Regions from separate parts of the Homo sapiens genome. Here all the other regions are linked to region 1. Evidence: chromatin contacts called from ENCODE Hi-C or POLR2A ChIA-PET data. All regions are on one chromosome and are shown on one strand. The core of a region is the stretch at or near the end of the contact, and the rest is flanking DNA. Distances in the headings are between cores, read along the strand shown. Region 1 holds the start of ZNF578 (zinc finger protein 578). Region 2 holds the start of ZNF701 (zinc finger protein 701). Region 3 holds the start of ZNF880 (zinc finger protein 880).

What was found. A loop is a pair of places that touch in the nucleus more often than their neighbours do. ChIA-PET counts read pairs that join two places held with the same protein, here RNA polymerase II (POLR2A). Pooled maps may share reads with other maps.
Region 2: a loop to region 1 is called in a map of naive thymus-derived CD4-positive, alpha-beta T cell, with 12 times the contacts of the local background. The contact joins the promoter of ZNF701 here to the promoter of ZNF578 in region 1. A Hi-C loop is called at or near these places in 1 of 168 maps with a recorded cell type or tissue (naive thymus-derived CD4-positive, alpha-beta T cell) and 6 of 50 pooled maps. POLR2A ChIA-PET finds 5 or more read pairs at or near these places in 1 of 52 experiments (naive thymus-derived CD8-positive, alpha-beta T cell).
Region 3: a pooled map shows a loop between it and region 1 (6-fold over the local background). The contact joins the promoter of ZNF880 here to the promoter of ZNF578 in region 1. A Hi-C loop is called at or near these places in 6 of 50 pooled maps. POLR2A ChIA-PET finds 5 or more read pairs at or near these places in 2 of 52 experiments (SK-N-SH and WTC11).

The regions. Positions count from the first base shown.
Region 1 is chr19:52,452,169-52,455,165 of GRCh38, forward strand. It overlaps ZNF578 (zinc finger protein 578), which reads left to right and starts at 1,385. Exons shown (of 6, transcript NM_001099694.2): 1 at 1,385-1,439. It also overlaps a transcript of ZNF534 not described here and the pseudogene LOC441862. RefSeq lists an enhancer at 827-2,026.
Region 2 is chr19:52,568,752-52,571,748 of GRCh38, forward strand. ZNF701 (zinc finger protein 701) reads left to right here and starts at 1,536. Exons shown (of 4, transcript NM_018260.3): 1 at 1,536-1,579. It also overlaps a transcript of ZNF808 not described here. RefSeq lists enhancers at 136-745, 1,555-1,804, 1,965-2,573.
Region 3 is chr19:52,368,351-52,371,347 of GRCh38, forward strand. ZNF880 (zinc finger protein 880) reads left to right here and starts at 1,573. Exons shown (of 4, transcript NM_001145434.2): 1 at 1,573-1,627. The coding sequence starts at 1,616. RefSeq lists enhancers at 1,255-1,554, 1,565-1,674, 1,875-2,014.

The DNA.
Region 1 (2,997 bases), core at 135-2,634:
GTAAATCTACTTTGTGGTGACCTGATGTAAACAGTGTCTTCTTAAATGTACATCAATTACAGATTAAAAAAAAAATCCTGTATTATTTAACTCAAGAAATGATACCCCTTCAGCAACTTAAAAAAAAAAGTTTGTTTTTGTTTTGTGCGTGTGTGTGTTTTCTTTTTTTTGTTTTGTTTTTTTGGAGACGGAATTTCACTCTTGTTGCCCAGGCTGGATGGCAATGGCCCGATCTCTGCTCACCGCACCTTCCAACTCCTGGGTTCAAGCAATTCTCCTGCCTCAGCCTCCCGAGTAACTGGGATTACAGGCATGCGCCACCACGCCCGGCTAATTTTGTATTTTTAGAAGACACAGGATTTCTCCATGTTGGTCAGGCTGGTCTCCAACTCCCAACCTCAGGTGATCCGCCCGCCTCGGCCTCGCAAAGTGCTGGGATTACAGGCGTGAGCCAACGTGCCTGGCCCTGTGTGTTTTATAAGAGAGACTGGGACTCACTCTGTTGCCCAGGCTAGTCTTGAACATTTAGCCTCAAGTGATCCTCCCATCTCAGCCTCCCAAAGTGCTAGGATTAGAAACATGAGCCAACACACCCAGCCAAAAATCGTCTTTTCTATTTACATTCAGAGTGCGTGTAAATTTGAAATTCACTCTACGTATCGAAATTATTGACATTATGATGTCAATAAAGTTTATCGCAGAGACGTTTGAGGTTAATTCATCTGAAGTTTGGAATAGAGTAACAGGTATAAGGGAGAGCTATTTATATCTATTGTTTAAAAGTTTAAGAGTCATTTATATCTATCATCTAAAAGTTTTAGCTTTCCTTTTTAAAAGCAACATTTGGTGACCTAACTTATCCCTGGCGTTAACCCTCCATGCCCAAGGCGTTGTCCCTGGGAAATTGTCAGGAGCTGAGCACAGGGTTGATCCTCACCCTCCAGAGTGTAGGGGGAATAGAAAAGGAGAGGATTTCTACTCTGTTCTGTGGGACGACAGCATCAAATTGCATGTTCCGCCCAGGCAGGGCTTTGCATTTCATATTCTAGTTCGCTTCCTCTCCCAGACAATTCCAGGGCTTTTAAATTAAAATACTAAAATTAACTTTAATTGCAGGAACTATCTTAGGTCCAATCACTGTCCCCTACTTTGACCCTCTCATAGAGATCCCAGGTCCCAGACTGCTTGGCTGCTGGTCACCGATAGGGTCTTTCCTCAAAAACCTGGAGAACAGACGCGCCCAGAGACAGGCCGAAGGCAGCGCAGACCCCGCCCCTCACCGCCCCACCCTCTCTTCTCTCGGGTCTCGCCCATCCCTGGCCTCAGCTGCGCGCGGTTTCCTGGAAACCCGGAAGTGAATCATGGGGCGTGAACTCGCAAGCGCAGTTTCCTGAAGACCCGGAAGCCGATCGCGTGGGGAGCCGGTCTTGGAGCAGCGGGTGAGTTTCCCTTTGTCTAGATTAGATCCGCTTCCAGCGCTTCTGTACCTGGTGTTGGCGGAGGGGTTCTTACGGATCTTAAAATCCTCCCGCCGTTCCCTCCATCCTAGGTATATTAATACGTCGCCAAGAAATTCGGAGGTTAAAATCGCTTGGAGGCTGCTGGTCCTTTCCCTGAGCTCTCTGCCTTCGGGCCACGTAGACGCTTTTCGTCCCGTTTACCTGCTTAAAACCCTTTACTGACCACTCCTTCGGTCCCGCGTCATGTAAAAGCCCTCACCCATGAGGTGTATTCACGCCCAGTGGGTCCTCCAAGCCTCGCCCTTCTGGCCTCTTGGAGCTCGGTCCCGCAGTCTCGATGCATCAGCGCCGTGTCCTCTGCCCGGCCCTGGGATTTTGGAAACCCCACCCCTCTCCTAATCCACCCCCAACCTTGTCCTCCTTGGGCTGGGCCCTTGTGTTCCCCAGGTTTCCCCTTCACAACCCACATTCCTTACCCCGCATTGAGGGAGGTGACGGGGCCTGGCTTTTGACACTCAGTGTTTTTCCGTTCCAAATTGCACCCGCTGGAAAATGTGCTCTTCCAGAGGAAAAACGATTGATTTATTCTTTCCTCCTCTGAAACTCAACACGGTAGTAAACACTGAACCCAGAATACTTCACTTGTGGTCACCGAATGTGTGGGGATTTCTCCCCACTAACAAGCAGTTCTCTATCAGACATCAACTCGGTGTCCCATAATTTACCTCACTTCTGACAGCTGTACCTGGTGTAAGCATCGGATCCCACAGATTAAAGGCTCAGTCCACAAGACTTCTCCACTTCAGATGTCGGTTACAAGTCCCAGATTGGAACCTGAACTTCTAAGCTACTGGATATAAATTGAGGATTCCCATGACCCAGTCTTCAGTATTTATTAATTTGCCAGAGTAGCTCACAGAACTCAGAAACGTTTTAGTTGGGTTTACTCATTTGTTTTAAAGGATATTACAAAGGTTGCAGATAGACAGATGGAATAGCAGTTCTAGAAAATTAGTTGAATGCAGGAGAGGATTTGGGAACCGTGGTGTTTATCTGGTCAGTCAGAAGTAGAGGTGAAAACTACTACTTGTGTACAGCTTCTAAGGTGAAGGGTAGTCTTGTGGGACTGAGCTTTTCACCCATGGGATCTGACACTATCTCCTTGTAGATAGTGTAAGAATTGAGTTAAATTTTAGGATTCCCAGGTGGAAGTCTGCAAGGAACTGGTCAGTGTAGGGAAACCACACATTTTCTTGACCAGAAGTAAAGTATCCTGTGTTGAGCACGAGAGCAATGAAAACAGTTTGGTTTTTTCCTGTCTCAGTGAAGGGAAGATATTTGTAACAGGCTCACTTACCTGTCTCAAGCCCCGTGCTTTCTACTCAGTATTGACTGGGAAGGATCTGTCCCTGCTCTTTGTTTTAATTTTCTTGATGTCATCTTCATCTCTTACCGTTTTTCTCTGCTGATGTGTCCTGACTCACTGTTTTCTGAATGTGGGAATGACCCACAGCTTAGTCCTCCAACCACTTTTCCT
Region 2 (2,997 bases), core at 286-2,785, 120 kb after region 1:
TATTCTAAATTTCATTATTTACTGCTGACATCAGTTTCTGTTGGATTGTAGGAGCCTCACCAGAGAGGGCACCTGTCCGCCATGCTGTAAAACTCACACTTGCCAAAAATACATGGGTTAGGGTTTCTCCCCCTCCCTCAGGATGATGCTAGTTAGCTGACACAGATGGTCACCTCCATTACCAAGTAGAGCCAGGATGAATTATGTGTGACCAAGGGTGTTGTCAAGTCCTCTTCCCTGAGGACTGATCAGTGTTTATCTTGAAAACATGTATTTGGGTTGTATAGAACAGTGAAGTTTCTTTCTCTCTTTTCAACCTCTCAACTGTCCTCTATTTCCCATCACATGCTGGTCTAAGGCCTATTTATTAATAAAATAGTTTTTATTTCTTTCTCTGTTATCGTCGTGAAGATGATTTCTCATTTAGGGGAAGATTTTTTTAGTTTTCAATTGTATTTTCTCAACATTTAAGAGCGAAGTGAAGAGTATTTCTTGGGCCAGGCACAGTGGTTCACGCCTGTAATCCCAGCATTTCAGGAGGCCGAGGCAGGCGGATCACTTGAAGTCAGGAGTTCGAGACCAGCCTGGCCAACATGGTGAAACCCCGTCTCTACCCAAAATACAAAAATTAGCCGGGCATGGTGGCCTGTGCCTGTAATGCCAGCTATTCCGGAGGCTGAGGCAGGAGAATCGCTTCAACCCAGGAGGCAGAGGCTGCAGTGAGCCGAGATGTCACCACTGCACTCCAGCCTGAGCGACAGAGAAATACTCCGTCTTAAAAAAAAAAAGAAAAGAAAAAAAAGAAAGTAATAGATCTCTTCCACAAATGTGCTGGGACAATTAACTGGATATCCACATGGAAAAGAATAATGTTGTATCCCTATCTCACACAATCAAAATTTTATTTTAAAAATTAAAAGAGACGATGAGGGGAGCCCTGCGGGAGGGTGTGTTACTTTGTCGCCCAGGCTGGCCTGGACCCCCAGGCTCAGTGATCCTCCCGCCTCTGGCCCTCAGGCTCCCGCCCACCTGGCCGCATTCCTGCTATGTTTAAGCAGTAGGTGGTGACTTCACTCCTCCCTGGCCTGAACACTCCGTCGCGCATCCCAGGCGGAGGCCCTAGGGAAGTCTCTGAAGCTGAGCACAGGGTGGACTCTCCCTCCTGAGTGAATGGAGAATAGAAAGGGAGAGGATTTCTGTTCTGTTCTGTGGGCCGTCAGCATGAAATTGTACGTTCCGCCCAGGCAGGGCTTTGCATTTTACATTCTTGTTTGCATCCCCGTTCCAGACAATTCCAGGGCTTTCGAATCGTGCTTCAGCCTTCCTGACCGCTCTCGCCTCCAAAGCCCGAAAAATAGAGTCGCTGGGAGCGAGGCTGAGAGACGCACAGGTCCCGCCCCGGCCCCGCCCTCTGCCGGTTCTAAAGGGCAAGGTCTCTCCGCCTGGGGCCCCGCCTCTACCTCGATCAGGCCCCGCCCACCTTCTCGTTGGCTCCACCCAGGCCTGGCTTTAGTCCTGTGCGCACACATCCGCGCAGACCAGGAAGCGGATCCCGTGGAGTGAAGGTCGCACCGCGGCGGTGAGTTTTGCTCTGTGTTGTATTAAGTCTGCACTCCCCATATCCCCGGCACTTCCGTACCTGGGACGTGGGGTCACCACAGACCTGTAAATTCTCGCCCATCTTCCTTCAACCAGAGCAAATGCAGACGTTCCCCTGGGAATCCGGAAGTCGCTTCCTTTTGTGTTTAAAGTCGCCCTGAGGCTGTTCCCGTCTCCAGTCTTTCTGCTACAGGGCGCTGTATACACTTCCTATCGCGTAGTTTCTGTGCTCAAAACCGTTTTTTAACTCCTCCCTCCCCGCGCTTTTCAAAGTCCTCACCCGAGATGTGTATTTCCGCCTGGGCGCCTCCCAGTCTCAACCTTTAGGCGCCTGAAGCGCAAACGTCGCGATCCCAGTCTCAGGGAGGCCGAGTTCTCTGCCTGGTGCTGGGATCTTGTGGACCCCACCGAAGGCGTCGTCGCACCCCACCTCCCGCCTCATGCTGGGCCTTGCTGCACCCCAAGTCTCCCCTTAGCAGTCACCACTTTCCTTGAGCCAGCGTTGGGGAGGTGCCAGGGGCCAGTCCTGTGACACGGTGTGTTCTTGCCTGCCTAGCTCCAACCCCTGAAAAATGAGCCTCTCTGGGATGCAGGCGTCTTACTTCAAACCCTCCTGTGATTGTGTGGGCTAAAGAGATCAGGAGACAGAGAGTAGTAGAAAACCTGAGACAGAGAAAAGAAGAATGAGAAAGACCCATAACAGATGGCAAAGTAGAGGATGGGTGAGGGATTTGCCAAGAGACAGCAAAAGTGAAAAAAAAAAGATAAGAAAGCAGGAGGAGAAAAGCAACTGGAGAAATGTAGAGAAAAGCTAGATGTACAGAGAGATGAAGGACAGACAGCAAGGTAGAGAGGGGCAGCAAAGAGGGAGGCTCATCAGAGTGAGAGAGAGAGAGAGAGAGAGGAGGAATTTGGAGCCAGGGCAGACAGAGCAGAGTGGTGCTGGTGGCAAGGAGAACAGAGGGAGAACCACAGCAGGGAGGACGCCTGGGGATCTGGGGTGCTAGAGAGTGGGGACGGGGGGTAAAACAGAGAAGAGAGAATTTAACAGGGAGAGCGGCAGAGATGCAGAGATGGGATAAGAGGCGGAAATATATGGAGATTGAGGACGATCGAAGAATTGGGGAGAAGGAGCAACAAGAGATTAAATAAGACGTGAGGATGGAGCCCAGGTAATTTTTGTATTTTTAGTAGAGACGGGGTTTCACCATGTTGGCCAGGCTGGTCTCGAACTCCTGACCTCAGGTGATCCACCCGCCTCGACCTCCCAAAGTGTTGGAATTACAGGCGTGAGCCACCGCACCTGGCCACCCAAGCATTCTTGATTGAAAAAGTTTGCTTATGTCTTAGTTCTACAGCTGACCCTCTTTCCCTGCTTTTTGTTTGTTTGTTTGCTTG
Region 3 (2,997 bases), core at 323-2,822, 84 kb before region 1:
GAAACTTCATATAGTCACCCTCACAACTCTTTTGGTAATTTGAATTTTTGACCACTCTTCTGGAACTTGTTTGAAGTCCCCCTAAGGTTTGGCTTGGATCTTGAGAATGATGATCCCATACACTGATATGGTTTGAGAGTGTTTATTATATAATGAGGCTCTGTGGGGGAAAGCAGGGTATACTTTTCCAGCTGGTCCAAAAGTGGCTTCAGAGAACTGGGATAGGTGACTGGCTTGGGGTGTCATGATTGCTAAAGGGTAGGGCTGGGGCGGGGATACCCACTACCCATACTGGAAACTTAGTTACAATTCACACCTAGCATGTATATTTTTATATTTTTTGTATGTATATATATTTTTACATTTTTTTCCTACATTGCCTCCAAATTCTATGTTTAATACATTTCTTCCCTGTTTTGCTCTGGTGAAAACTTTAGGGGACAAATAAATGAGTGCTGTTTGGAGACAAAATTTTGTGACATGGGACTGGGCATTGTGGCGTGTGCCTGTAGTCCCAGCTACTTGGGAGGCTGAGATGGGAGGATCACTTGATGCCAGGAGGTCGAGGCTGCAGTCAGTGAGCTGTCTGCACTTCAGCCTGAAAGACAGAGGGAGACCATCTCAAAAAAAAAAAAAAAAAAAAAAAAAAAGTTGTGACCTGAGTATGTCCATAAGACAATGGCAGGTATACACTAGGATTAATATAAATATGAAAAAAAAAAAAAAACTTGGCCGGGTGCGGTGGCTCACGCCTGTAATCCCAACATTTTGGGAGGCCAAGGCAGGCGGATCACGAGGTCAGGAGTTCAAGACCAGCCTGGCCAACATGGAGAAACCCTGTCTCTATTAAAAGTACAAAAAAGTAGCCCGGTGTGGTGGTGGGCGCCTGTAATCCCAGCTACTCGGGAGACTGAGGCAGGAGAATCGCTTGAACCCAGGCGGCGGAGGTTGCAGTGAGCCGAGATCGCGCCACTTCACTCCAGCCTGGGCAAAAGAACGAAACTCTGTCTCCAAAAAAAAAAAAAAAAAAAAAAGGAAATTGCACATTCCGCCCTGGCAGGGTTTTGCATTTCATATTTTAATTTGCATCCCCTTCATAAACAATTCAAGGACTTTAAAATTCCGGAAACTAGTGTTTATTATTCATTTATATTTATTTATTTTAATTATTTATTTCCAATTTGTTATTTATGATTATGTATTTATTAGGCGCAAGGTTTCTCTCTCATGCCCAGGCGGGAGTGCAGCGCACGACCTCGGCTCACTGCAGCCTCCACCTCATGGGCTCAAGCGATCCTCCCACCTCAGCATCCGGGTAGCTAGGACCACATGCGAGCGCCCCTACAGCCGATTTAAAATTAATTTTAATAGCAGGAATTTTCCTGGATCTAATCATCAACAAACTTTCCCTCTGCCGGGACACAATCTATTTCCAGATAGCTGAGTTCTTCCAGTCTCCACGGCAGGTCTAGCCTCCAAAACGAGACGAGCTGGGAGCGAGGCGGAGGGAAGCGCAGGCTCCGCCCAATCCCACCCGGGCCTGGCCTCGCCTCGCCTCTCAGCTGCGCGCGCAGTTTCCTGGAGACCCGGAAGCAGATTACGTGGAGTGACGGTCATGCTGCGGCGTGTGAGTTTCCCTTTGTTTAGATTAAATCTGGGATGCTGAGTCCCCTCGCGCTTCTGTACCCGGCATCTCAGGGGTCACACAGACCTTGAAATCCCCGCATCGCTCCCTCCACCCCGACTAAACTCAGACGTTCTAATGAGAGTCTGGCGGTCGCTTCCCTGAGTGTTAAAATCGCTCGGAGGCTGGTCCTGTCCCCGGTCTTTCACCACAGGGCCATGTAGACAGCTCCTGTCGCGGAGTTTGCCTGCTTCAAATCCTTCAGTGACCCCTAGACACGGCCCGCGCTGCGTAAAGTTCTCACCCGCGAGATGGATCCACGTCTTTCCGGTCCCCCAAGCCTCGCCCTCTTTTCACAGGCCTGCCCCCTTTTCTGTGCCTTAAATGAGAGGAAATCGATCTGATGTTTACTGCTGATTGTGATGTTTCAGCCTCCATTGGGCTTTTGCTAACACCTAAATAAATATTTAGTGGACAAAATTAGGTTAGTGCAAAAGTAATGGCAAACCGCGATCACTTTTGCACCAACCTAATATTTATGGGCCGGGGCTGGAATTCCATCTTCTCCGGAGGCCCAGGCTGGAGAATTCCTTGAGCACAGGAGTTTGAGACCACTCTGGACAACATAGTGAGACCCCCATCTCAATTTTTGAAACATATGTTTCAGTACGGGTATTTAATAGAGATTGGAATTCTCGTTTCTATGTTTTTACATGGTCTGACTTTTTGAAATAGTTTGAAATAATGTTTATAAACTGAATTGAGCACAGTTTATACATTTTTATTGTTGCAAACATGCTGAAATGCACATTTGCAAAAACAACGACAGCCAGGCACAGTGGTGCACGCTTGTCATTCGAGTTACTCGGAGAGGGTGTCATTTGAGGCCAGGAATTCAAGGCTGTAGTGTGCCATGAATAAGCCACTGCACTGCAACCTGGACACATTAAAAAACGAACAAAGACAAATATCTAAAAAAGAGGTTATTGACAGACAACTCTTTCAGTTGTCACATATATGTTTACTAGAGTATATGTGTGTGAATGTATATATGTATATGAATAAGTGTGTACATGTGATGTGTGTGGATGAGTGCACAGATGAGCAAGTCTATTGTTTTTATCAAAGGCGCATCATCAGTTTATATACGTCTTATATCTTTTAACAGTTGAAATTACATCTTATATATTTTCATGACCTTAAAATTGTTCTACACTGTTATGATAGTGAGTCTATGGCTGTAAGGATAGTAACCTGTTATGGGGATACATGTGCGACAGTTTCTTGATTTTAATCCCGGAACTTATTTTAACTATACTCAGTTAGGTCATTGTCTGTCAATTTACTTTTGATGCTGATCTGTTATTGTTTGA